2 separate regions of the Mus musculus genome follow, and region 1 is linked to region 2. A link is a loop called in an ENCODE intact Hi-C map of the cell type or tissue named here. Cell type or tissue: heart. All regions are shown on one strand. Links, peaks and the distances in the headings refer to the core of each region. The heading gives the core; the rest is flanking DNA.

What was found. Peaks named below come from ENCODE experiments on the same cell type or tissue, not always from the same donor. Only the 100,000 strongest peaks of a DNase experiment are listed, where the experiment ranks them.
Region 1: a loop joins it to region 2, with 2.8 times the contacts of the local background. A loop is called at or near these places in 11 of 42 quality-filtered maps.

The regions. Positions count from the first base shown.
Region 1 is chr15:86,242,534-86,257,386 of GRCm38, reverse strand. All of the region lies in intron 4 of Tbc1d22a (TBC1 domain family, member 22a), which reads right to left. Among named protein-coding and RNA genes, the nearest start is that of Tbc1d22a, 36 kb to the right of the region's middle. In heart, for the core only: CTCF peaks have their summits at 4,457 and 6,953 (motif pointing left); no DNase peak of the experiment used is centred there; H3K27me3 peaks cover 499 bases.
Region 2 is chr15:86,569,361-86,584,213 of GRCm38, reverse strand. No RefSeq gene overlaps it. Among named protein-coding and RNA genes, the nearest start is that of Gm34965, 28 kb to the left of the region's middle. In heart, for the core only: no CTCF peak of the experiment used is centred there; a DNase peak (open chromatin) is centred at 7,303; H3K27me3 peaks cover 5,752 bases.

The DNA of each region.
Region 1 (14,853 bases), core at 2,868-10,867, 330 kb after region 2:
AGCAGTCTCTGAACTTGACAAGATACTAAGTTCAGAAAAGTCACCTATAGCTTGAGCCGCCTGCCCACACCTCCAATTGAAATCCACCTTAGATCACAATGAGCCTGCCACGAATTCCCACCTCTTCAGTCCCTGAAACCCATTTCTAAAATGATTCCAAAGAACCAGACAAAGGCCTGGCAGCCACCAAAATGGCAGACAGTAGCTTGTTCCAACCAGGGCTGTGCTACCCCCTTGAGTCAGCTGGGAACAGCAGCTGAGGAGACCCCAGAGCTCAGTAGCCAGTGTGTATAAGCCCTGGGCCTGTGTGGTTCGAGTGCCAGCATCCTGTCTGTGGCCTGTGATCCTGATTCATGAACAACCCCAAGTTCTCTCTCTGCCACCAGCCAGCTCCAAACAGCCTCATTATACTTGAGCCTGCTGTGACCACAGGGTGTGCAGAGAAGAAAGGGCTGGTGCCAGGGAGAGAGCAAGCAGGAGGAGGCAGCGGCAGGGGAGAGGCGCTTCTGCCAGACCCAAAAATGGCACAGAGGGAGTTCCGAACAGCTGCAGTTCAGAGCCCAACTAATTCACTTGCTACTGAATTTCAAAGTGTTGCCCACATGTTGCTACTTCCTGCCTTCCATTGGGATTGTCACAAAGGAGCAGAAGCCTGATTAACCTCCCCCAAGCACAGTTCCAGTCACCTACTTCCCTACCCACAAATATCCCACGGCTCTCAGCTAATCCCAGAACAAAGTCCAAATCTGGAAGGCTTTCAGATCTTGACAACCATCTCCACCACCTCCTTCATTTACCGTCAGAGAAACTGAGGCAAGGCTAGGTGTCAGTAGTGAGAAGATCTGAGGCTGTGGAGGCAGATCTGGAGGAGATGTCAGCACCTTCTCTCCACCTACAGTGCTCTCTTCTTGGCATGCCAGCTCTCTCAGAACCAAGTGCTTGCCCAGCAGCCAGCTGCACTCTGCCCATTGCCCATGCTTTTGTCACAGAACCAACACTCGTGCAGCCCGGCCAATTGAGAACAGCTCTATCAGGACAACCTGACTTCAAGGGCTGCTTCACCAGTGGGTGACCCTGAGGCTGGGAATGACTGGCACCATGACTGGCACACCGTGCTTGCTTGCACACGGCTCTGAACCACAGCTACCCCCCACCCCACCCCTGCCCTGCTTCCTGGGATATCTACCTGCCCTGCTCCCTTTTCCTAAGCGTTTTCTTAGGGGTGGCCTTGCCCTATCTTCCAGTCACTACCATCACACTCATAAGACAGGTGTGGTGTCATACCCGTGGACTCACCCATGAACACCAGCCTCGGACAATACACTCAAGTGTGCACATAGCCTTCCAGCGCACGTCAGGCCTGGGCAAGCAGTTACTTATGTGTAAGAGTGGTAAGAGTGGTCAGAGCGGGGCGAGCCTGTGCCTTCTTCTTGGCATATCCAACAACAGTACCCCCAAACATCTGTCCTGCCAGCTGCTCCCCCTCCAATCAGCTAGCCTTGCAGCACAGAACCAGATGCCAAAGCCTTGTCACAGAAGCCTGGTATCACAGTATTAGCCTCTGTGCCCAGCACATACCTGCTATGAGGCACATTCAGGAAACCCTGAACCTGCCTTACACTAAGTGGGTGAGGCCACTCGACTATGGCTTTTTTTTCCTAAGAATAATTTATTTTTAGTTTAAGTGTGTCTTAGTTAGGGTTCTATTGCTGTGAAGAGACACCATGACTACCCAACTCTTACAAAGAAAAATACTTCATTGGGGCTGGCTTACAGTTTAGAGGTTTAATCCATTCTTGTCAACCTTGGTGGCATGCAGGCAGAAAAGGTAGCTGAAAACTCTGATCTGGATCCACAAGCAGCAGGAAGAGACACGGCTTCCAACAAGACCACACCTACTTCAACAAGGCCACACCTTCTAACAGTGCAACCCATTTGGATCTATGGAGGCCATTCTCATTCAAACTACCACAGTGTGTATGGGTATTCTGCCTGTATGTATGTCCATGTACCACATACAAAACACCTGAGGAAGACAAAAGAGGGTGTTGGATGCCCTGGAACTGGAGTTACAGACAGTGGTGAGTCACCATGTGGGTGCTGGGATTCAAACACAGGTCCTCTGGGAAACCATCAAGTGTTCTTAACTTCTGAGCCATCTCTCCAGCCCCCAGCTTAATAGCTGAAAACTGGAATTACTAGGTAGTGCTGCAGTGGACGTGGGAATACTAGGCAGTGTTACAGTGCCCGTGAATAACACAAAACAAGAGAACAGCTACATTCTAAACTTACCCAGAATGCTTAGTCTTCCCACTAAGCTCCAAGTCCTCAGCAAGAAGAGGACTGATAGCGCAGAGCACATAAGGACTCTGTCAGAGAGGTGTGGCTTCAATGCCCGTTCCTACCCAAGAACCTGGGCTTAAGATGTGAAGTAGAGCAATTACCTCAGAGGCTGCAGGTGCCAACTGGACAGGATGGTGTAGTGGTTAATGTTCAGTGCTGCCAGATGTGAAATCACATAGGAGACACATCTCGGGGTGAGTCTGTGAGGGTGGCTCCAGAGAAGATTAACTAAGACCCATCTCCTGAACATGGAGGTACCATCCCACAGGCTGGGGTCCCAGGCTGAATAGAAAGGGAGGAAAGGAGAAGCCAGTTTAAGCACCAGCACTGGTCTTTGCTTCCTAATAGATGCAAAAGGAGCAGCTGCCTCATCTTCCTGCCACCATGTGCCCTGGCCATAATGGAATGAGCTCTCAGACTGTGAGCCACAGGAAACCCTTTCTTCCGTGCATTGCTTTCCCTGGCATTCTATCTCAGCAGGAGCAATGGTAACTAATACAGATGGAAGGGTACCAGCCTGAGCACCAACATGTTCCAGGGAGACAGCCTCTGCCGACCAGAGGGAAAAGCGGGTAGATTATGCCTGGTTACCACTTACAGTGTCAGTGCTGTGCACAGGCTACCTGTGCTTCTTGTCATCTTAGATGTCAGTAGTATGAGTGAGTGGCACCCATGGTCCCCACAGTCCACACATGACAAAGAAAAGAGTTGACAAACCACTTTCTTTGGGTTTTTTTTTTTTTTTAAGATTTATTTATTTTTATTTATATGATGCATACACTGTAGCTGTCTTCAGACACACCAGAAGAGGGCATCAGATCCCATTACAGATGGATGTGAGCCACCATGTGGTTGCTGAGAATTGAACTCAGGACCTCTGGAAGAGCAGTCAGTGCTCTTAACCACTGAGCCATCTCTCTAGCTCTGACAAACCACTTTCAAGTGGGTACCTGGGTTCGGACAAAAGAGCTCTGTTGGTCATGGGAAACACCTGAAGAAGCCACCCCAGAGACACAGGAAGGGCCCTCTCTTCACTCAATAGTAAAAATGAGAAGTCCTCAGGTTTATAACTATTACAGAAACCTTTTCAGATGAAGGACCAGTTGCCAATCTTCTGCAGGACAGCCATTCAAGGAGATGGCCACTGGGAGGTGGGGGTGTTAAGCTGTCTGCCCTGAGATAATCTCCTGTTGTGTGTTATTTTAATGTTACATCGACTTTGATAAAAGAGTATTTTTCTCAAATGCTGATTGGCTCCTGTGGCATTAAGAAACTGGTGAGCACATAGGGGGCGGAGTGAACGTGCATGCTGGGTGCCTCCTGTCCCCAGGCTCCTGGAATCGACGCTTATTTCTAAGTAAAGAATGAGTACATGCCACCTACATGCTGCCATTTGTATCTGTAAAAGAGCATGAGGGCGACAGTGTGCTTAGCCCCGCCTCCTCCTCAGAAGAGACAAGAAAGGCAGCTGAGGGACGGCAGAGGGAGAGCAGTCCCTGTGTGGGCCCTCCGGGAACATCCCAAGTCTCCAGCTCTATGTTCAATGCAGCTTTTCAATTAAAGTAATTAGTGAGTCAACAGTAAAAGGAGGCACCCCGTTCCCTAGACTCTGAGGCAGGCCTCGCCTCCCCCACCCCCAGAACGGCAGCGAACAGCATTCCTGGTATTGCAGCTTAAGACTGATTCTGAAGACCACAAAACATGTCAAGGTCTTGATGAAGCACGAAAATAAAATGCTGCCTCGGATGGATATGCAATGTTAATATCAATTTTACATAAAGATCGTTTTCGAATCATTGTATCGCCATTCAAAAGATGATGGCGAGAGGAGCTGGAGAGAGCTCCTTTTATACGGCTCCACTTTCCAGCACACACATGGTAGCTCACGGCCATCAGGAACTCCAGTTCCTGGAGACCTGCCACCTTCTTCTGGTCTCCTTGGGCCTCTGTATTCACACAGTGTGTGTGAACTCACACAAGAACATGTCATGCACATTAAAGAACAAAGTTTTGAACTTTCTTAAGTGGTGGTTGAGGAGGAAGCAGCAACATGGAAAGGCTTATGACATAACATTAACAAGAGGAGAAAGTTTAAATCACAGCACTTCCCCCCACAGCCTCTGGGGGAAAGCAGAGCAGGAGTGTGCACAGATAAGAAATAGGGGCGGCTGCCACCGGGCTCCTCACTAACCACTCCCTGGGGTGGCCTCATCGCACCTTCATGAGCTTGCAGGCAGGTACCATCACCCATCCTACAGGGGATGAAACGGAAGCTCTAAGGAGGTAGCAGGACAATGCCTAGGCAACCCTGTTGGTATTAGGCATGGTACAGCAGGACCTGTGCCCACCCCACCCTGCCTCCCAAGACGATAAGAGCCAGGGCCTGAAGTGACGATTTCATACTTTTCTATAATCCATTTATCCCAACTTCTAGAAACTAAAACAAATACATGAGTAATATCATGTGTTAAAAAAAGATCTTATTTGTTATAGATAGAAGTGTGTCCTTCAAAATGCACAGTGAGGCCCAACTCCCACTGTGACTGCAGTCCTTCCACACAAGGTCCACACAGGGGAAGCTGGGGCCAGACAAGGTCATGAGGGTGGACCTCTCTAGTGGGGCAGTGCTGGCACCTCAAGTGTAACTCTCTTACACCAGCTATTACTAACTGGATGTTCTCTCTCTCTCTCTCTCTCCTCTCTCCACTCTCCTCTCTCTCTCTCTCTCTCTCTCTCTCTCTCTCTCTCTCTCTCTCTCTCTCTCCCTTCTCTGAGTCTCCTTTCCCTCTTCCATCTCTCTTCTCTCTCCCCCTTCTGCCTCTCTATCATTTTACAACCCTTCCTTCCTCTTATCTCTCCTCTCCTTCCCACTACTTCCCTATTTCTTGCTCTCTCTAATTCTAGCTCTTCCCACTCTCCCTCTCTCTCCTTCTCTAACTCTAGCTTTCTCCCTCCAACCTCCCTGTCTCTATCACTAACTCTAACTCGCTCACTTCTCTCCCTCCTCTTCCCTTTCCCTCCTCCTTTCCCCTCCTCTGGCCCCCTCTTCCTTCCCTCTCTCCTTGTCTCCCTCCTCCCTCTCTCTTTCTCTAACTCTAGCACTGTCCTGTCTCCATCCTTGCTCCTTCTCTGTGTCTTGCTCTATTTCTCTTTCCGTACATATACAAAAGCAAAGCCATATGGGGACAAAGTTTAAGTGACATCTTCAACAAAGAGGACAGGCCTCACCAGAAGAACCCTCAGCCCACCCCTGATCTTGGAAAGCAATGTGGGTCCTATGAGGTGCCCAGTGCAGTGTCCTGTGACAGCAGCCTGGCATTCACCACCTGTCTTGAATTCCTCATCTGGAGAAAGTGTTATTCTGCTGTCAACATTGGGCACTGTGAATGTCTCCCTTTGAGACCATTTCAACACAGTCTAAGGCTTCATCAGAAAGCCTGTCCTGGACATGACACCCACACAATGGAATCAGCAGACACTCCTGACCTTCCCATATACAACAAAGGCATACAGATACGTGCAGACATCTGTCACCATCAGCACTGTCCCCATCAGCACTGTCACCATCAGCACTGTCCCCATCAGCACTGTCCCCATCAGCACTGTCACCATCAGCACTGTCACCATCAGCACTGTCACCATCAGCACTGTCACCATCAGCACTGTCCCCATCAGCACTGTCACCACCAGCACTGTCACCACCAGCACTGTCACCATCAGCACTGTCAGCTGCAGCAGCAGCACTGCCATCATCTTCTTCTCTGTCATTACCATCGACCTTGATTACCACATCCTCACCAGTACCATCCACATCACCAACATCACTCCAGATAGCTGGACAGTCCATGACTCCACTCAAAAGTCTGCTTTCCATTACTAGGCAAGGGCAGAGGACAGCAGACTAGAGACCAGCAGCACTCTGGTGTCCCTAGGAATCTGGAAGAAAATGATGGATCTGAGCCGTCAACGTCTGGTAAGGAGGAGCAACACCGCACAGAGTGGACTGTGGAGATTAGGTAAGCACGGAGATACTGAGTTTCTAGTTTACACAAACAGACGATGATCTAGAATGGTGGACTGAAGCACGAAGAGGAGAGCTCCCTTCCCCTGCCCAGGGCCAGTAGATAAAAGGAACAAAAACCCCATAAGCAAAATCACTGAAAACAAAGTTTTCATGGAGAGACCAATAAGCCAAAGAAGCAGAAGCAGCATTGTAAGCTCCATCATCACTGGAGCAAGGAGGTAGCAGATCCCGAGGGAATCTGAAAACTAATCACCCGGCACCACTGGGAGATGCACCCCAGAACAGTCATATGGCACCTCACAGAAGGAGCTGGCCTGTCCTGAAACTCAGCGAGGATCCCTTCCACCCACTTAGAAAGTGAGACCCAGAGAACCACAGAGCCGTGGAGCACCCTGCAGTCATGCTCAAGCTGAGACAGCGCTGGTAACAAGAACATACCCGGCACAAGGGTAAGTACAAGTGTAGGCTAAGCCACAGCAGAGCCTCGAAGCAAACCGAAAGAAGCAGAAGCTGGGACGAATACTCAGAAGTGACTCCCAGGCTAAGGGCTGGACCACTCCTAAGGGAAGGCTGACCCCTGCTGTCTGAGGCAGAAACCAACAACATAAGCAACCTCATTTTCTTCACTGAGGCACTACATGCCCACCAGTCCCGTAACAGCCCTGGTCAGCATGCGGAGGGGAGTGGCACCTCAGGAGTATAAGCTAGTTCCACCTAGACACCGCAAACCCAACCAAAAGCATGCAGGTGATTAAAGAAAATTCTGGGACTGGGCCCACAGCTCAGCATGAAGGCCCTAGGTTGTTCTCCAACACCACAAAGAAATTAAATAAAAACCAAATACAGGGCTGGTGAGATGGCTCAGCAGTTAAGAGCACCGACTGCTCTTCCAAAGGTCCAAAGTTCAAATCCCAGCAACCACATGGTGGCTCACAACCATCTGTAACAAAAAAAAAATCTGATGCCCTCTTCTGGAGTGTCTGAAGACAGCTACAGTGTACACATATAATAAATAAATAAATCTTAAAAAAAAAAAAAAAACAAATACATAACCAACAACCAAACCCCAGATGGACAAGTCCCAATGCAGAAACATGAAGTCAGAGTGATGTGACTCCTTCAACGGAACAACAACAGACCTCAGTGAGAATGAATCAGATGGATGCCAGAGAATTCAAAGGAACGGTTTTAAGAATGTTGGCAAAATCAAAGAGGACATGAACTCCTGAATGAATTCAAAGACAATACAAAGAGCTGAACAAAATAAAGATGTCAATACAGCAAATGAAGGATGAATTCAATAAATATAAATACTGAAAAAAATCAAATTGAAGTAAGTCAAAAATAACTCAGTGGAGACCTCACCAATAAAACAGATCAAGTAGAAGACAGACTATTATCAGAGTGTGGACACGCTGGATCAAGAAAACTGAAAGGCTTTCTTGCAGTCCATCTGATCACAATGGACTACAGAGCAGAAACCAACAGCAAGAGAGACTGCAAACAAACACGGCATCCATGGAGACTGACACACACCTAACAATCATCAGATTAAAGAGAGAAAAGTTAAATTGCTAAAATGTAAAGCTATAAAACCTCATAGGTTATTGCCTATGGGCGCAGTGAAAGTAGTTCAAAGGGGGAGTTTACAGCTGATTTAAAAGAAAATTGCAAGTACCTCAAATAAATAATTTAATGATACATGTTAAAAACTTAGAAAAACAAAGTACTGGAGCGATGGCTCAGCAGTTAAGAGTACCAACGGCTCTCCCAGAGCACCCAGGTTGGATTCCCAGCACCCACATGGCAGCTCACAAGTGTCTGTAACTCAAAGATGTCTGATGTCCTCTTCTGGCCTCCGTGGGCACCAGGCATGAACATGGCATGCAGACAGGTATCCAGGTAAGAGTCTCATAGTCATAAAATGAAATAGAAATAATTTAAAGAACTTAGGAAAGCAAGAACAAGCCAATCCAAACACAGTAGACAGAAAGAAACAATAAAGATGAGGGCCAGAAGCAATGAAACAAGCAAATATCCTAGCAGTGACAGAGCTGGCTTTTTGAAAAGGTAAACAAGATTGACGATCCATTAGATAAACTAATCAAGAGAGTATAAAGGCACAGATTAGTAAAACTAGAGATGACAAAGTAGATGTTCAACTAGACAAGCATGAACTTCACTAGGTCACCAGGGCATGCTTGGAAAACCTCTAGTCCAATAATTTGGAAATTGTTGATATAGACACATGACCGACCAAAACCCCAGATATAAACAGCTTATATGACTGTACAATAATCAGTGAGACCAAAGCAAGAGTAAAGTCTCCCAACTAAAAATAAAGCCCGGATTCAGGGGGACTCACACTGAACTCCACCAGCCCTTTTACACAGAGCTCACACACGTGCTTCTCAGGCTACTCAATAGAGCAGAAAGAAAGGAATGTGCCAAACTCCTCTATGACGCCAGGGTCACCCTGATCACAAAACCAGAAACACATACACAAACAGAAAATCTACAGACTATTTTCATGAATGAACATGGAATCAGAATTTCTACTTGTTTAGCAAACACATACACATATTAAAACATTTTTTTTAAAAAAGATTTTTGAAAATACAAAATAAAAATACTAAACTGGAAGTTTTTTAAATAAATGGATGACTTTCTAAAGGCATGTTACCTACCAAAATTAACTGAGATAAGATGAAGAACATTGATGAGGAAAAAAAAAAAAGAATATTGATGAGGATAAAATACTGGCAAATATAATTCACCGTGATCAAGCTGACCTCATTGCAGGGATGTAAAGAGAGGTCAACATAAGCAAATCAATACATGTAAAACACTGCATACATGGACCCGAGGACAGAAATCACATAACCATCCAACGCATTCAGAAAAGGCCTCAACACAACTCACCATCCCTCCATGATACAAGCCCAGAGAAAGCAGAAATAGAAGGCTCAAGCCTCAGCAAATAAAAGCTATGCGCAGCAACCCTATCACCAACCAGCAGCCAAACTCAAAAGCAGCAGCTGCAAGGAAACAATTAAGATGAGGGCAAAAATTAATGGAACGGAAATGTAAAAAAAAAAAAAAAAAACAATGGGACAAAGAGTTGGTTCTTTGAAAAATAAGCAAACTTGACAAACCCTTAGCCAAGCTAACCAAAAGGCCCAAATGAATAAAATGACAGATGAAAAGAAAAACATTATGATAGATATCCACAAAGTCCAGAAAAGCCATAAGAACATACCTTCAAAACATATTCCAGGCCAAAGAGATGGCTCACGAGATAAAGGTGCCTGCAACTGTGCCTGATAACCTGAATTTGATATTCAAAATTCATGTAGAAGAAAAGAGAGAAGAGAAGAGAAGAGAAGAGAAGAGAAGAGAAGAGAAGAGAAGAGAAGAGGGAGGAGGAAGAAGGAGGAGGAAGAAGGAGGAGGAAGAAGAAGAAGAAGAAGAGGAAAAGCAGGAGGAGGAGGAGCAAGAGGAGGAAGAGGAACAGAAGGAGGAGCAGGAGGAGCAGGAAGAAGAAGAGGTGAGAAGAGGAGGAAGAAGAAGAAGAGAGCCAACTTCCACTAGTTGTTCTCTGACCTCTTGTGGTACACACCTGCACACACAAACACACATCGAGTATTTAAAAAAAAAATTTTTTTTAATACAAAACAGATACTAAAATAGGAAAATCTAAGGCCGTCAAAGAACACAGACAGAAAAGTCTCAACAGAAAATACTTACAAACCAAATCCAAGAACACACTGAAAAGAGCATTGTCTCAGTTAGGGTTTCTATTGCTCTGATGAAACACCAGACCAAACACAAGCTGGGGAGGAAAGGGTATCTGACTTCTGCTTCCACATCATAGTCTATCACTGAAAGAAGTCAGGACAGGAACTCAAACAGGACAAGTACCTGGAGGCAGGAGTTGATGCAGAACCCATGGAGGGGTCCTGCTTACTGGCTTGTTCCTCATAGCTTGCTCAGCCTGCTTTCATAGAGAATCCAGGACCACCAGCCCAGGGATGGCCCCACCCACAATGGGCTGGACCTTCCCCATCAATCACTAATCAATCAATCCCAATCTTAAAAAGACATTTTCTCAATTGGGGTCCCCTCCTCTCAGAACCTGTGTCAAGCTGACATAAAATTGGCCAACACAAGCATTCATCCTGATAGACTTTGGCTTAATTTCAACAATGCAGGGATGGTTCAACACACACAAATCAATAAATATACAGTATCATAAACGGATTTGAGGATAGAAATCACATGGTCATTTAGTAGTTCCAGCATCCTCTCATGATAAATACCCTGAAGAGACTAGGAATAGAGGGAACGTATCTCAGCATAATAAAGACTAGAACCTATGAACCCTAGAGCCAACATCACAAAAAAATGCAGAAAAACAAAACTAAGTTTTCACTAGATCAGGAACAGAAGATGGGTATCCACTCTTTCAGTGCACTGCTTTAAGTCTTACTAACGCACAAGAGAAGAAATAAAACAGCTACAAAAGGAAGAGGAGTCGAGTTGTCCTTATTTGCACACCACATGACTTGACCCCAATAGACTCCCTCAGGAAACTCTTAGAACTGATAAATACTTTCAGCAAATCAGGGGACAAGGTCAACTTACAAAAATCAGTAGCCTTCACATGGAAGGGAAAGGCCAAAGCAATCCCGGGCAAGAAGAGCAATGCTGAGATCTCAGCATGTCTCACCTCAGGATGCACTAGAGTCACGGTGTCTCTCCTCAGGATGCACTACAGAGGCACGGGGTCTCACCTCAGGACCCACTACAGAGGCACCGTGTCTCACCTCAGGATGCACTACAGAGGCATGGTGTCTCTCCTCAGGATGCACTAGAGTCACAGTGTCTCTCCTCAGGATGCACTACAGAGTCACAGTGTCTCTCCTCAGGATGCAGTAGAGTCATGGTGTCTCTCCTCAGGATGCACTACAGAGGCATGGTGTCTCTCCTCAGGATGCACTACAGAGTCATGGTGTCTCACCTCAGGATGCACTACAGAGGCATGGTGTCTCTCCTCAGGATACACTACAGAGGCACGGTGTCTCACCTCAGGATGTACTAGAGGCACGGTGTCTCTCCTCAGGATGCACTACAGAGGCATGGTGTCTCTCCTCAGGATGCACTACAGAGTCATGGTGTCTCACCTCAGGATGCACTACAGAGGCATGGTGTCTCTCCTCAGGATACACTACAGAGGCACGGTGTCTCACCTCAGGATGTACTAGAGGCACGGTGTCTCTCCTCAGGATGCACTACAGAGGCATGGTGTCTCTCCTCAGGATGCACTACAGAGTCATGGTGTCTCACCTCAGGATGCACTACAGAGGCATGGTGTCTCTCCTCAGGATACACTACAGAGGCACGGTGTCTCTCCTCAGGATGCACTACAGAGGCACGGTGTCTCACCTCAGGATGTACTAGAGGCATGGTGTCTCTCCTCAGGATGCACTACAGAGGCACGGTGTCTCACCTCAGGATGTACTAGAGGCACGGTGTCTCTCCTCAGGATACACTACAGAGGCACGGTGTCTCACCTCAGGATGTACTAGAGGCACGGTGTCTCTCCTCAGGATGCACTACAGAGGCATGATGTCTCACCTCAGGATGCACTACAGAGGCATGGTGTCTCTCCTCAGGATACACTACAGAGGGACGGCAACTAAAACTTCATGGCTGCTACAAAAGCAATGTGCAGGAATACAAGAGGAAACCCAGAAACAAACCCACACGGACACCTGATTTTTCACAAGGATACCAAAAAAAAAAGGATACACTGGAGAAAAGACAGATGATGCTAAGGAAACCAAGTATTCACATGTAAAAAAAAAAAAAATGAAACCAGAAATCAATTCCCAGTGGAATGAAGACCTTAATGTAGACCTGATATTCGGAAGCTGTTAGAGGAAGACGTGAGGAAGCAGACAGAGGCGGGGATCAGGGACTTTCAGAACAGGACTTTTAACAGCTCAGAGAATAGGGCATGACCAGTCAACATGCGGGAAATTGTAAAGCTTGCACACCAGAGGCAATAACTGAGTGAAGTCTTTGCCAGCTGCACATGTGGCAGAGAAATATCTATAATGTATAGAAACCTCAACAGATGAGACACCAAGATGCCAAGCAATGAACTCAACAAATGGACTAACAAAACAGCCTTCAAAAAGATTACATTCTGGCCAATGAAAACCAAAGTCTGAAAGCCTTGGCAATCAGGGAAATACAAACTAAACAACAGTGACATTCTTTCTCTTCCTGGTCGGAATGACTGTCACTAAGACAGCCAGAGTACTGGTGGCCACAAATGCTGGTGGCGATGTAGGGAAAAGGGAACCCACAGAGGTGCCACTGGAGCAGAAACAAGTTCAGTGGCTATGGATATCAGTATGGAGATTCCTCAAAACTGAAACTGGAACCACACTGTGACCACTAATCACACTCTAGTGTGAAGACCTACAGGACTCACACCTCACAGACTGCACATCTATATTTACTGTGGCAGTGTCAATGGCAGCCAAACTACAAAGTCTCAACAAGAATCCATCTACAAGAAAGTGGACCAGACAATGGGACACACACACATGCACACACACACACACACACATGCGCACACACGCTCACACACACATGCACACATACACACACACACACACACACACACACACACACACGGTCACACATACATGGAGTTTTACTCAGCCATAAGGGAGAGTGGGGTAATGTCACTTGCATTAAAACAGGTACAGCTGAGAGTTGTGTTAAGTAAAACAAGTCAACTCAGAGGAAAAAAATACTGCACATCTGCTCTCATTGTGTATCCTAGATTTCGCACAGATACTTACAGTCACCCTTACACACATATGGCGTGTGACAGTAGAAGTGGCAGTGTTTGAAAAGGAATCGAATGAGAGGGAAGGAGGGCAGTGAAACTTCTGTAACAGCATCTTTATGAAACCATCACTGCACCACAAATCTATGTCAATGAAATACATTAAACAATTCAAGTCTGCCGTTTTGATTGAAGGATACAGACACAAGATAATGATCGCCACCTTGTGGCCACGAATGAGAGGACAAGTGACTTGGAGGCAAGATCCTTGGCATGACTGATCTAGATTCAGTAACTCCAGACACCTTCCAGAGAAAAACCCAGCCCATATACGTAAAGCCTCCAGGCCTGGTTTTGGTACCTTCAGAAAAGCCTCTCCTTTGGCACCCCTAACGCAGAGCGACCTATGTCAACTGCTGAAACACAAACACTGGTAACCGTTAAAAACACTGGGCAGGCGGAAAACTGACATGCAGTGAGTGACCTCACTGCAACTTCCTGAGACTGTTCTATGTGCGTGCCTGTAAAGGTCCCACAATATAAGGACATGTGCCTCACATCCACAGCCTGCAGGAGGCTCAGTCTGGAGAGTGGACAGACAGACACAAGCTCTAAAACTGTTAGAGGCAGACAAATGATAGGCACATACGCAACACTGCAGAGAATAGGGAACCAGGAACCCCTGCAGTTCTTCAGTACTCCTCCACTCTGTCCTCAAGTAGAGGAGATTTTCACACTAATGCCACTGATCCTGTAGTCTCTTAATTGCACAATTATTTAGCATCCTAATCTTCAAAAGAAACACTGAGGAAAAAAGGGCAAACGTGTCACAGAGCAACTTTAAGGCTGCCTGCCTGTTTAAAACTATCCAGTAGCCTATGAACACTGTTAATATTTTCTCTGAAGATTACACACCAAAGCTCATCATCCCCAGAAACAAGTTCCCTAAAAGAGCCTTGAACAATATCCTACTGCATTGAAGATATACTCAGCTGTAGTTAACAATGAGACAACTACCTTGTGCAAGGCCCTATTTGTTAACAGTGAGCAGATGGCCCTGAACGCCTTCGACTTGGAGAGCCACTTTGCAGGTCTGTGACAATAGAGACCACCCCAGCATAGGTATTGGCTGTGTCTTTAACTCTCTTTGTGACCAATTCACAGAGGAGAGAGGGAACTCCGGCCTTCCTTACAGGAGGTAATTTTTTCTTGTGAGGGTGGGAGGTAACTTACGCTGTCAGATAGAGGAGAAAGAGGGGTCCCAAGCAGCAGAAGCTTCCTCCCAGCTTTACTCCATAGCATTCAGAGCCTCCTGGCCATCTGCTCATGGCCATGTTCCCAGAGAATATGGCTCCATACTTCATTCATGCCTTCCTCGCCCTCTGTCCAGGCACATTTTCCATCTTCAAACCCAAAGTGGATGACCTGGGTACCCGAGACTATAACTCTGTGCCTGGCTCAGTCCCCAGAGCAGAAAGGACATTGTCTGTTCTGCTGGCTGACGGCTCTCTAGTGCTGAGCTTTTCAGAGCCCCACAGGGGCCCCACTGCTGCGTGGCAGTCACTCGGCAGCCCTCAGGAAACATCACATTTTGCATATTCCGAATGGTCCTCCTGATCAG
Region 2 (14,853 bases), core at 2,455-10,454:
TTGCCTTCCCTGTGGCCTAAGCACAGACTTCCAAGACCAGCACAAACTCAGCTTGAAAATAGAAAGAAGCATAAAGAAATGCAAAGGCGCTTCACAATGTGGTTTACGGATTCAAAGCAAAAGCATCGTCTTTGGAAAAATGCAATTGGAGACAGCTCGTCAGTGACGTTGAGTGACGGTTATAATTTGAAGCCCGAAGAGGAATTATTAAAGTCCTGGGAGCAACATCTGTGGATGGCAAGGAAAATGTCATCATTATTTTGAAATAGTCTATATAAAAATTTCAGCTAGATTCAAAACCTATTTGCATGGTTACACACACACACACACACACACACACACACACACACACCAACATTATATTTGTCAGTGAAAGAGAAGAACAACTCATTAGTTGAGAAGAACAAGATTCACATTCGGCTTAGAGGAGAGAACCAGGTCAAGGACCTGGGTCAGTCCCGAGGTGAGGTTGCCCATGGGCAGAATGGCAGCAAGAGGTGTTTGATCACATGACCCCAGGGTCTGGATAAAGCTTTGCATCAGTGCTTTGAGAAGACGGAGCCCGGAGACACCGGAGGCCATTTCAAACACAAGGTCGTGCACCAAGGGCACTGTCTGACTCTCCTTTTCAATCTTATTTTTTATTGTATTTTACTTATTTATAGAGGGTGCACACACCACAGAACACACGTGGAGACCAGAGGGCAACTTGCAGGAGTTGCTTTGCTCCTTCTATCATGAGCATCCCGGACATTGAATTCAGGTCACCAGGCTTGGTGACAGGCACCTCGACCTGCTGAGCCATCGCAAAAACCCAATTTTCATTTTTGAAAAGGTTTCATTTAGGAGCTTAAATTCAATATTCAATGTCTGTATCATGTGGAACTTTTCCCATACCATTCTATACTGTAAAGCTGTGATCATTGGCAGGAGGGGTGTATTTATGGCCCTGGGGACAAGAGCAATATTCAGCAGCCCAGAGACTGGGTAGCTAGCCGCCAGGCAGGACTGTTAGATGCAAACCCTGCTCGTCACTGGCCGGTGAATAGACAGCAACAGTTCTGGCCCTGGTTCTTCATCCTTAGAATGGAACACCTCACCTAAGAGAGTTTTATCAGCATCCAGAGAGGGCAAATTCATTAATCAGAGCAAAACGACTGTTCAGCACACATCAAAAGCCACTTTGCAAACAGATGACAGACAAGAAAGGCAGTAGCAGCCACTGAGGATGACTGGAAGGTCACATGACCAGGCACTCATGCTTCAATGTTCAAATCAAGTGTCAGCTGAGTGAGAGCAGAGCCACGCCTTGCAGGCCAGGGCTCTTCTGACAATATGCACCCAGTGACTGTGGGGATAGCAGGGTCAGCTCTCTAGGCCTAAGTGCTTGCACTGCCTACAGCTGGCTGGAGCATGCCCAAGGCCCATTGGCTCCTGATGTTACAAGGAGCCATTAGCCCAGGCTGGGTCCCTAAGGAACATCTGGTCACCTCAGTCCCCTGCGGGCCACGTGCACTGGAAGATGACTCAGAGAAGATAGAGGTGCAGTGGCCTCTTCCCACAGTCTTCTCCTCACAGCTCATTCGGAAGCATCCGGAAGCAGCCCCAAAGCCTCTGGACACACTCCAGCCAAAGTCAAGGCCCTGTCAGGCCTGCTGAGGCTAGCAGAGCTTCTGATGTGTCCATGTCAGTCACTGGACCCAAAGAGAGGTTTTTGGAAATTTAGCAGGACACAGAGTGTTCTCCCACACAGACCAGATGGAGGCCAAGGTCCCTGGGGACACACACACCAGTTGACTCTCTGGCATCATTCACTGGGAATACATAGGCACCACAGGTGTCCAGCATACCTCAGCCTTTTTTGCTAGCTCTGTCGCCTCCAGCCAATGAGCAAGGCCCTGTGAACTAGATGCAGCAGATGCTGCCAGCATGGGCTCAGCCTTAGCCATAAGCAAGGCTGGGGAGACCAAGGTAGCAGGCATCTATCTTCTCACAGGGGAGGCTACATGGCCAAGTGTGAAGTGTGGAAGGGCAAGGCTCTACCAAGGCATCTCTCCTCACCCTAGAAAACATCTTCTTGTTGGGTGTGTATCCAGCTCAGCCATCTGTGCCTATCTGGGTGTGGTCTTCCTCCTATAACAACACCAGTGGTGTTGGATGGGGGTCTACCTGTACGGCCTCATTTAGCTGAGTTAACTTTGTGAAGTCCCTGTGTCCAGACATGGTCACATCCTGGGTCCAAGGGGTATTCTACCTGATAGATTTCAGGGACTATTCTCAGTCCACTCTCTGGACCCTCATCTCTTCTGTCTGCTGACAGTGGTCTGAGCCTGTCTGCCCCTGGCATGGCCAGGATCTTCACAAGGTTTGGGAGAGAACCACTCACAGCTTGCTCACCAAGCTAGCCCACTTTCCCGCCTCACAAAGAGGGGAAGGAACAGGAAGCAGGCAGTTTAGACAAGAACAGAAAAGTGAGCATTTTAGTACATTAATGAGATCTGGCTTATGGACAGACTGCAACTTATTCCTGGGTACCTGGAATAACTGTCCTCCAATGAAGTGGATATAAGGACAACACACCTGTTTTGAGAAACCTGGAAATCAGTGAGGAGCTCAAAGAGAAGGTCCCATTTGATAATCCTGTCTTGTACCCACAAAGCCCCTGATCTGGAATGTTCCTGGATCAGCAAGCCACCTCAGCTCAGCTGACCAGTCCAGGTTCAGCAGGATATCTGGCGTATGCACAGATCTCGGGTGAGCTGGATTCCTCACACAGGCTGGGTAAGGGCTATTCCTTGGTGGCTCCTTCTGAAAGCTCAGAAGATATCAGATGAGTCCCAAGAGCCTTTCAAATGCAGGTCCTGTAGCCTCCCAGTTCCAGGAGTGGAAGTATGGAAGAGAGACTAGGAAGACCCTTCCAGGGTGTTCCAGAATGTTCAGGGAGAAACACCAACAATATCAAAAGGTTTACATTTTAAAAACAAACAAACAAACAAACTACCTCTCTTAGTCAGGGTTTCTATTCCTGCACAAACATCATGACCAAGAAGCAAGTTGGGGAGGAAAGGGTTTATTCAGCTTACACTTCCATGATGCTGTTGATCACCAAAGAAAGTCAGGACTGGAACTCAAGCAGGTCAGGAAGCAGGAGCTGATGCAGAGGCCATGGAGGGATGTTTCTTACTGGCTTACTTCCCCTGGCTTGCTCAGCCTGCTTTCTTATAGAACCCAGCACTCCAGCCCAGGGATGGCACCACCCACAAGGGCCCTGCCCCCCTACCCCCTGCCTCTTGATCACCAACTGAGAAAATGCCCCACAGCTGGATCTTATGGAGGCATTTCCCCAACTGAAGCTCCTTTCTCTGTGATAACTCCAGCCTGTGTCAAGTTGACACACAAAACCAGCCAGTACACTACCTAATACAAGAGTGGTCTAGAAAGCCTGGAAGATCTAGGCCCCTCCCATGCCAAGTGCAAGGTGTAGCTCTCAAAGAGATCTAGCAGAGCCATTTTGGAGAAAGGCAGTGGGGAAGAGAGCCCGGGGGTATGATCTGTATGGCCCCTGATCTGGAGAGACCCAGAAGGTCAAATGAATGTATCCACAAACTCCTTCCACTACCTACTTTGCCTTGTAGGGACTGCTCAGAAACTGAGCTCAAAGAGGCTCCTCCCGGTAGGGTAGGGGTGTAAGGAAACCCGTATTGCTAAAGTCGTAAGAAGCAGAACCTACCTTCACCCCTCAGATGTCAATGGAGGACTCATGATTACAAATCTGCAAGACACACACATCCTCACTTCATCCTCCCTTCAGATCCCCGGCATTCCCTGCCCCCCTGCAGACTCACATACCCATCATAGCCTGGTGCACACTGGTAATTATCTCCGCAAACCCCTGGTGGAGGCCAGTCTTCTTCGATTCTTGTCAAATCGCTTTAATTATGAGTTTGCAATTGGCCCACTCACAGACTCACCTGGGAGTGGGCAGCTTGCTTCCACTCTGCCGAGTTCGAAAGAAGTTGGGCAAGCCGGAGAGTTCAGAAAGAAGTGGATTTTGTAAAATTCAAGTGTGATCAGGGGTTTGGAAAGGCCCAGAAGCCCTTGACTACCAGGCCCAGCCCTGCCTTCCCTCTTCCAGATGCTAGGAAGCTACAGCCTGTTCTGCGGAAGGGCCTGTTAACCAGAGTAAGCAGAAGCAAGCTGGACCACTTGTGCCCATGAAGCCTGGCGGGTGGGTAGAATCAACCACTATGGTCCAACTGAGCATGCAGAAATGACAGGTATTCTGGGGTACTGGATTGGCGTGTGGTTAGTTATATATGCATCAACAGTTGATGGGTGCTGACATCCACTTCAGCCTTCTCCTAAGCCTGTCCCCAAGAGGCAGTGCTTGTGACAGGGCAGGTATCTCTAGGCTGTTCACAGCCACCTCAACTCTGAGGCCCAGGGGAGAACTCCCAAAGCTCACACTGGAACCCCAGTGAATTACAGGTGACCTAAGGGCACTTCAGACCTGCGGTGAGGTCTCGCCTTCTAGAAGGACAGGAGGACTTCCTCCGACCTTGCTCTTTAGTTGAAGCCACATGTTCACTGTCATCTATGGCCCCGAGACCTACCCAGACTCATCACTGATTTTCTCTCTCTGCTGAGAACAAGTGCCCCCACCCCCACCCCCACCCCAACCCCTGCATCCTGCTCTGGTGACTTAACTGTCTTGCTCTTCTCAGCAGCCAGCATATGGCCCAGAGGCCAGAAACCTGATGTGTCCTAGCTTCTGCCAATGGCCAGCTGGAAATCGAGCCTCTGCTGTCTGTCTTCTTCTCATCTCTGACATGGGCATGGCTTTAGAATGGTCACAGCCTGGTCACAGGGGTGAAGTCCCTACATGAAGGGCAGTGCTGATGCAGGGGAGGGATCCGGAATGAGCACACCAGGTCTGCAAAATCCTTCCCTGCCTCCTCCCTGCAGGCAAGCTTGAACAAACCTGCTGATGTCTATACCTGAGTCCCAAAGGAAGAGTGTCTAACCCCAGGCTTGCAGCTACAAGACCCCGGGTGCAGGAGATCACAGTCCAGACAGTCACCCCTTCTGCCAAACCAATGTCCCCAGCGGGCACCTCTTTTACTTCCCACCTGGATATGTGGAGCGGGTAGACGTAGCCTCCTCCAGTCCATCCTTGCCAGATAATTAGTCCATGGCCTTGCAATCTCTGCATTTTGAAATTCATCCTGAACCCTCATAACCCGCTGGGCTTCATCTCAAATGCCCGCGTACTTTCATCTCTCCTTCATTAATTCTCACACCCGCACCCGGGCACAGTGCAGCCGCCTCTCCTCACAGGGCCGTCTGCAGTCTCAGCCCTGCAAATTGATCGGTGCTTCCTTCTCGCTGGCATTTGCACAACGGGAGATGGTCTATGTGTCTGCGACTGGCCAGCATCTCCTTTCCCTTCAATTTGCAGACGGCTCAGCTCCCAGCAAAGAAGGTGAGGTGAGATTAATTGGCAGAGCCGAATGAGGGCCGCTCTGCCCCCAAAAGTGGGCGTGAGGCCATGAACAAGTCACTGTCTAATTGGTTACATGCGACCCTGTCCTTTTTTGCAAAAAACTTAATTCTAAGTCTTAACATTTGAAGCACCATCAATATTAATTATTGCTGCCTTTTTTCTGAGTGACCCCTCACCCGGGAAAGGGCACACCCATTTCTCACAAGGAGCAGGATAGACTTGAGAGCGACCTTGGGGTTTCTGAAGGAGAAGGCCTGGCTCCCTGTGTTGGGGAAACCGAGGTTCAGCTGGCTCCCCTGCCTTCTGATGTCTCTCTTGCTTTATGTCTGCCAAGTGCCGAGGGATGAAGCCACTCCAGTTTTTGCTCACATCTTCTGGCACTTCTCAAGGGTTGCAAAGGTCCTTTCTTGACATTTCCAAAGGATGGACTCTTGGCATTGCTACCAAGGGAATGGCCTAGCCCATAAAAGCTCTGTGGAGATGACTAGTTAAGCCATGAACTGGTTCTGGGTAGTCAGGGTCACTGCCTTCTAACCAAAACAGGTAGGAAAGACTGAATAGGACCCTTAGGGTAAAGTAGAATCCCTCGTACTTGTAAGTGGCCCTGAGGTTCCCTCTAGCCACTCTCCACAGGGAAGATGCCATGCTGCACAGAGCCTTCTAACCGGAGTGAGTTTCCCAGGACACATTAGACAGTGGTCCCCGAAGTGACTGCAGTACAAGTGGGCAGCCTCAGAGCGCATCCTGGATCGTCTCAGAGGCAGAGTAAAGCATGCAGAGAGTCTGGTTGGTCTTCAAGGGTGGTACCCACATCCTAGGCTCCTCACTACAGAGACACTGAAGGTCTGAGATTAGAATTAAATAATGTGTCTAAATACCAAAGGACATTAAAGATGGTCAGCACTTCAGAAAACTTCAGGAAAAAAGAAAAAGGCTTGAATCAGCTCCTCCATCAGACCCAGAGGGAGCACAGCTCGACAGTACTGTGACTTCTCATCTCGGGACCCAGAAATGGCAAGTGACAAACTTCTACTGTGAAAACCATGGAGTTTGGGGGTTGGCAGCAAGCAGGGAATTAACACAAAATCCATTGTAGAGTCCCACCTGGCTAGGAGTGTGGCTGAGAGGGAAAGCTCTGACTTACCCTACACTGGAGTCCTAGATTCCCTCCCCAATGCCACAACAAAAGAGAAAGAAAGACAAGACGCCTTACTGACCACAGATAGAAGTCTATGTTTTGTCCATTTTGTAGCAAAACTAAGCTAAGGCACAGGGTTGGGAGCTGAGCCAAGGTGACCAGTTAGCCAGTAGTGGTGCCTGTGCTCTTGAGCCCTGCTCTGTTCTATACCCCAGTAAGGCCACCTGCAGCCTCTCAGGGGCAGAATGCATGGGTTCAACTCTCACTGTCCACACTCAGATATAACACCTCAGAGACTCCCCTGTGCCCTGGGAAACAAGCTAGGCAGCTGGGTTGACTGATTTTTTTGCAGATTGAGCAAGAGAGGGTCCTGAACAAGAATCATGTCATTAACCATCAATATCGGGGGGTATAACAAGAGAAAAGAGGTTCAACTGATAGCTACACCAGGGCCACTAATATGCTCTGGGTGACTGGACACAGGGACCTATTCACTGGACAATGGAGCCTGAGCTCACAGCTTGTCGTGTGTGCTTTCTTTCCCATCAGGCCCTGGGACACCTGCCTCAAGTTCCAGAGGTTTCCATCACTGATTGCAAAATGTGGTTCTCTGAACTGCTTGCTCTAATTGCAGGCAAAGATTACTCCCACAGTTTCAGGGCCAGCAGCTGGGCTAAGTGGCCGTCCCCAAAAGCCATTTCCTGCCTGGCTGGGTACAGAATGTTCTTTCCCTCTAAGTGAAATAAACAGGTCTGAACTCGTTGGACTTTCTATCCGCCGTCCACTAAAGCCTTCCAGCTCCTGAGTTTCCACACAACTAAGATTTATAGTGTCTATTCTCCCCAGAGCAGAGTCCCCAGATAATGTTAATAGATGGCTAGTTTTGTCAATAAATCCCTCTGGCAATGGAAATATCTATTTCAGATGAGCTCTCTGAAGCCATGCTCCATGTGTGGAGGGCACTTAGCCCGCTTCCACCCACTTTGCAGGCAAGAGCACTTCTGCAGAGCTAGACTGTGCCACCCTCTTATCTCAGGACCCAGGCAGGTCTCAGGGCTGATGGCTTAGGTGGGAAGCCTTTCAGCAAGGGCCTCTGAAACAGCAGAACAACATCCTTCCCTGGGCTCGGGGGGAAGGGGCTCAGGGCAGGTCTCACTGAGTGCCCACCGCACCTACTATTTGAGTGATGGATTGGTCCAGGTGCCATATTCTCTACTGAGACAGCTTCTCCCGCTGCTAACCCCACCAGCCTAGAGGGTATCCATCCCTCTCCCTCTCGGCTTCTGCCTGCATCTCCTGACCTCTTCTGCCCTGGTGCTGCTGAGAGGCCTCTTATAGTTCCCTGACCTTGAGCTGTCCCGCTATCTGTCCTCACCCCATGCCCATATCTCTTTACCTAAAAGTTGGCTTTCTGGAACAAACCCCTCCTGAGCTCTGGGGTTTCCATTCATATTAAGAACGAGGCTGCCAAAGGTGTGTGAGGGGGTCCCATGCTACCTAAGGCCCTGCACAGCTGGGTCCCCAGCTCCCCTTCAGCACTGGCCACACATCCAGCATGGGACAATCCCAGGATCCCTCTACAGTAGGGGAACAGAGTTCCCTATAGCATGCTGTGCCCATGCTAAAAGCACCTAACCCTGGAGGCCCAGTAGGGACCACCTTCTTCAAGGAAGATTGTTAACTCCAGCCTTGGTCACATAAAGAGCCTGTCAAAAAGAAGAAAATGAGGAAAGGAAGGAAGGATGGTGGGAAGAACAGTGACAGAGGGAGGGAAGAAGAGAGAGGGAGGAAGGGAGGGAGGGAGGGAGGGAGGGAGGGAGGGAGGGAGGGAGGGAGGGAGGGAGGGACACAGCTTCTGGTTGATTCTAGAGCAGAAGATAGAGACAGATTCACTGGTATCAATAATAAGAATTAATGGGGAAGGCAGAACTCACATTTACCTCTGTGTTCTGTATTAAAATTGCTCTCATGTGTCACTGCCAGCACACAAGTGACACATTTACTTAAGCTCAGTCACTGCTATTGTCACCTGCAGACTTTCCTGATGATTCTTCCTCTGTGGCCAGATTCTCCCTCATAGGGACAGTGAGCCACGCCCCCACCCACCCACAGAAGGCCACATGGACCCAAAAGCAGTAAGGACCTGCCAGGCAGTTTCTTCTCTTTTCTTTTCTTTTTTTAAAAATATGTTTTATTATTACATATTTTCCTCAATTACATTTAGAATGCTATCCCAAAAGTCCCCCATACCCTCCCCCCCACTTCCCTACCCACCCATTCCCATTTTTTGGCCCTGGCATTCCCCTGTACTGGGGCATATAAAGGCAGTTTCTTTTCTAAGTGGAAGTTCTGTAGCCTGGGGTGTGCATCCTGCTGTCTGTCACTGGGGACATGGGACACCAGAACAAAGCTGATCTCTACCTCCCTACATCCAGTGCTGATGGTCTCTCAGACCTAAACCCACCGAGACCCATGCAGGCTGGGAGGGTGTCTGGCCTCTGCTCTATCTGCAGCCTTCCAGGGCTGATACCATGCTCCTTAGTTGCTTGGTATAGGGTGAGACCCACCTAGATTAGTGGGCATAATTGATCCCTAGAATACCAAGGCCCTCAAGAGCCTGTTTGGCGTGTAGGCTGGATGACAGAGTCACCCCTGTCACATTAGATCAGTCTCAGGAACAAGCTTTTGTGGTAGGCTAACATTCCCAGCTAGCTCTTGCCCTTTTCCTATAAATTCCTGAGCATCTCCCAATATCCCTTTCTGCTCCTGACCTCCCCTTGCCACCTAATTAGGGGGATTCCCTCCACCTCCGCCTTCCCAGTGCCCTCCTCCCCTGGTGTTCTAACAAGCACGGCCCCGTGGGACATCCCTGCGTGCTTGCCTTCTCTCCCGTGTACTGCCATTTTTTTTCTCCCCCTGTCACAAGTAGCAAGCTGCACAACACCAATGCAAGAAGAGGAGCTCAACCTAGTTGCAAGCAACAGAAGCTGGGTTAAGCTCCAGGACAAAGAGGATTTGTAAAAGGTCAGGTTGGGTCACAAGGACAAAGACTCTGGAGGGCCCAGGGGAGAAAGGGGTCATAGAGAGCTGTATTGCAGCCCAGCCAGGGCATTCTCCGGCTTTGTGATCAGCATCGCTATCAGAAAGCCAGCACCCATTGGCCTCCCTCACTGGGCTCATAGACTCGGGCTGCACAAGTTTGTGGTCCAAGACCTCCTTTGTGGTCAGTATAATGCAGCCTTGCCACAGCAGGGCTCTGCCAAGAAGACAGTCTGCTGGGCAAGCAACTAAGAGCTCTATGAGTGGTGCAGCTACTGTCCTGAGACACAAGCTGTTCGTAGACATGCACTGTGGTAGAAGGGGGTAAGTGTGGGGGATGAATGGACAACAGGAAAGATATGTGGGTAGATGAATGGATGGAAGGGGAAGTAGACATATGGAAGAACAGTTGAGAGAATAGATGAATGATAAGATAGATGGATGAACAGATGGATGCTTAGATGGATGGATGCATGGATGGATGGGTGGATAGATGGATGCATAGATGGATGAGTGCATGGGTGGGTGGGTGGGTGGATGGATGGATGGGTGGGTGGTGGATGCATGGATGGATGGGTATGTGGGTGGGTGTGTGGGTGGATGGATGCATGGGTGGATGGATAGATGGATGCATGCATGCATGGATGGATGCATGCATTGATGCATGGATGCATGGATGGAAAGGTGGACAGATTGATGAGAAATGGATCCACAGGAAATGTTAGAGGCTCCAGGCAAGATACTTTCCTTTCCCTGTAATCTTGATGGCCCTGCTACTCACCAAAAATAGTTCCTGGATCCTGCCACATCTACCAGAGCAGGCTGGTCATATGTGACTTCCCAGCTACAATATTATTGGCCCTCTAGCCTGCCCTACATGGGACTTCCCAGCAGGGATATAAAACCTGTGTGTTGGAAGTCGTTGGCCACCAGGGGTCTCAGGCAAGCCTCCTCCCTTGCTCACTGAACACCTTAGCATTTGCCAGCCACCCATTGCCTCCATGGTGATTGCCTTCTGCCCTGGGAGTCAGTGGTAAGTCCTTCAGGAATGGTGATGGGGAACCAAACCAGCTGCACCACTGTGTCTAGGAAGCCTCATGGAAACAATGGAGCCCCAGCTTCCCCTATGATGTTCAACAGTAAGTAAAGGCCATTTGTTGGCTTCAGGACCAAGTACCATGGCCCCCTAAATCCACTGCAGCCTCAGGGACCATCAAGCACCATGATATGCAATGCATGTGGCCATGTAAGGATGGGAACACCCGACACAGCTGCATGACATTCATGCTGATCAGCCTCCTCCTGGTGGACACGTTGTCATCGTCCCCCCACACCCCGCCGCCGCCTTAAATGCTCCAGAGCACACCCATTCCATCCATCCATCTCTACATATTGAGGAGATGCCACACTCAGTCTCCCTCTCAGCTAAGCACTGCTGGTTCTGCAGTCTGTACTTGAGTCTGAGACAGGATGACCCAGTCAGGAGCAGACAGAGCTAAGAGATGACATTCTGGGTTTCAGGTTCTGATTAGAGTTTCTCCGTGCCCAGTGCTCTGTCCACCTCAGCCAGCTCCTAAGGGTGCAGTTCCATTTAGGGGGTCTCTATGTCTCCCACAAGGTCCAGCATGGTTTGTTAACATGAGACTCTCTTGCCAGGCCACTGGCAAGGAGATGCCTGAAATCTGCAGGGCCTCGGAGGAGCTGGAAGGATGAGTCATCCAAGGGGACAGTAACAGCTGCCTGTCCACAACAAGGCCTTCAGCACAGGTAAGGCTACTAAGGGGCGAGATGAGAAATGGAGAAGGGTCACAAAGCATTGTGTTGTGACATTTTGGGGAGAAAAGGGCAGTTGTCTTCAGAGTACCCAGCACAACATCCCCAAGATACCAAAAGAGCCTCATTTTCCAGTGATTTCAACTCCCAGAAAGCAGGCAGTTCCCTAGTAGGTCACCATGCCTCAGGACTGAGCAGCCATTATGATTCCACGTTTGTCTCTGCTGGGAAAAGACCTGGTGGGCCTACTGGAACTGGTGTTCTGGGGTTCCAGTAGTAACAGCTAGAACCTGGCCACAGGTCTCAGCTTCCCCAATACACTGCATAGCACAGCTACCATGGTAAGAAAATACAGGGCATTTCTTAGGGACGTGTACCCAGCAGGGATGACCACCCTTTGTTGGAAACCTACAAAGCTGGTTGTGTGGGCTGCTGAGGTGGCTTCTCTCCACTCTGCCACTGATTCACAAGCACTTGATATTCCCTGATCCCCAACACAAGCAAGGACTCCATGGCTACTGGGTCTCTGTGGGTGGGAGCCAAGGGTGTCTGGGGTTGCTTAGGAGGGGCCTGGGCAAAGGAGAGAAAGGCAGATGTGGCAGGAAAGGACAGACAGCAGTGGTTGATTGAGCGCTGTGATTGATGAGGCTGTAGGTGGGGCCATGAGAGGCAGGGTTCCTGCCTCTGTGAAACCAGAAAGCTTTCTACTCTACCTCTTAGGCAAAGTGAGAGTATCTGAGTTCTTAGCATTGGGTCAGTGACAGCCATTTCTACCTACTGATAGACAATGTGACTTCCCTCTGGGGATGATTAATGAGAGAAGGAGTGGGTATGGCCAAAGCTGTGCCCTTCTCCTGTGAACTTGGAACCAACATACAGCAATTGAGTCCACCTGGGCCCTGGGATCTGGCACTGTGTGGCTGAAGACAAAAAAAAAAAAAAAAAAAAAAAAAAAAAACCAGAGAAGGCATCAGGATAGGCCAGGCATCACACAGTTATAGCATGGAGACTCCTCAGCAAAGCAGAGAAAGCCATCTGAGAGCAGTAGGTATGGGTTTTGTGGAGGTGAAGAGGAAGCTTGGCACCAGCAAGCTTCCTCAAGGAGCTGGGATGCTTGTGTCTTGCTCTCTGGGCTTCCTATCTGAGATGCCTCATGAAGATTCTGTAAAACCATATGACAGGATATAGAAGACAGCTGTACCCAAGAGCTAGAGATCTGGTCTAGATCCAAGAGCCAGGAATCTGGTCTCCACTCTTACTTCAGTAACAAAGGACTTGGTTTCCCCAATGGTTAAAGGAAAGGTCAGTGAACTTCAAGGTCTTTTATGAAGTGTTGATATCCCAGAGGGGGGGGGTCATATCTAGGAAACTCCCATGAAGCCACAGGTACCACCTTCTTGCTAAGAACTGAGATACCCTCACTTTGCCCAAGAGGTGGGGTAGAAAGCTTTCTGGTCCCACAGAAGCAGGAACCCTGCCCCTCACAGCCCCACCTACAGCCTCACCAATCATAGTGCTCAATCAACTGTCAATCACTGCTGTCTGTCCTTCCTCTCACATCTGCCTTTCTCTCCTTTGCCCAGGCCCCTCCTAAGCAACCCCAGGCACCCTTGGCTCCCACCCACAGAGACCCAAAACTGAGTGGGACTCATTAAGCCAGAATCAGAGCATCATTGACGGGGCTGCACTCTCGTCAAGGCCCCGAGAAACACATATCTCTTCCTGCTTCTAGAGGTGCCTGCATTCTTAAGCTCGTGGCCCCCACTCCCCTCTTCAGAGCCAGCTGCAACTGCTGGACTCTCGCACATCTGTACAGCTCTGATTCTGCACCCTGTACCTCTTCCTTCACCCTGAGGACTCTGAAGTTGGGAAATGTATCCGATACTCCAGAATGGCCTCTGCCCCAGTGCCCTCAGCCACACCCACAGAAGCCCTTTATTGCCGTGTATGTCGACTTTCCTATTGCTCTAACAAACACCATGACCGAAGGTAACTTGGGGAGTGGAGACTTTATTAGAAATAGAAAGTCATAATTCATCACTGAGGGAAGTTAGGGCAGGAACTCAAGGCAGGAACCATAAAGGAACACAGCTTGCTGGCTAGGTCACTCACTCTGTTTCACTCACTGGCTTATATTCAGATTCCTTTTCTATACAGCCCAGGACCACCTGCCCACAGAATGGTGTTGCCTACAGTGAGCTGGGCCCTCCTCCATCAGTAAATAATAGACTTTCCCTCACAGCCATGTCCCCAGGCCAACTTGATCTAAGTGATTCCTCAGTCAAAGAATCTTCTCTCAGATGATTCGAGGCTATGTCAAGTTGGCAATTAAGGCTAACCAGGACCCTCATCCCTGGGTTCAGGGAATTAGAATGTAAGCATCTTCAAGGGTCATGACTCTGCCAACCACATAGGTCCTAGGTTGGTCAACCTTGATAGGCCATTCTAGTCCTGGGGGCGCTCCCAATGGAAGGGACTCTCTCACAGATAACCAGCCAGAGGACACTGAAAGTTAAACTAGATCCCTAGTGTGCAGAAATAAGGCCAGGGGGGATGAGTTGGGCCAAGGATTTCCCCACCCTCACCCCCACCTGGCAGAGGTCACAGGCGAAAGACGTCAGGAATGTGGCCAAGGCTAGGTCCTGAGCTGCCTGTGTAGTTTCGGCCTCCTGACTTCTGCTCACTGCTAAGAACATCCTCGTCCTGCTGAGAGTCTCTTGGGACTCAGGTTCTCTTCTTTGTCCATTTCCCCAGCAAACAGTGGTTCAATAGTGCCCCAATTACTCAGGAGTCACCCATCCATGAAATAGCCAAGCCCTCGTGCCTTCCAGATAAACTGACCATTTCTTAGAACTGGCTTGAAATCTCCATCTCCAGACATGGAGTCCAGGCAGTGAGGGCCCCTCCCTCCCCAGGCTATGGTGGGGGAGGGGCTGTGGTGACACCCACCGTCCCCAGCCCTCTCATCATTGGGACAAAGTCCCAGCCCTTCCCCAGCCAGGATGGAATAGCATTAAAGACTGTTTTCTCAACTTTGCTCTGAAGGGATTTCCTTGATCTGGAGCTAATTGTATTGGCATTAACCTGTTTTAACAGGACTAAAGTATCAATAAATCATTTTTTAGTAGCTCTTCTTATCACAGCCCTCTGCTAATGCATGGCCCTCATGGTGACAAACAGCCATGAAACCACAGCTTTCCTGTAACACACTTTGTCTTTTTAAGCCTTTTCTCTCTTCCTGCTACTTCAGAGACTTCTAAAGTTGATTTAGAGGCGAGAAAGATGAACACAAGGCCACCACAGTACCTTGGCCATGCCAGCTTGCTCACCACCACAGTGCCATCTCTCAATGGCCGTCTACCTATCCCACCATCACTGCACACAACCAGGACTAAGTAGC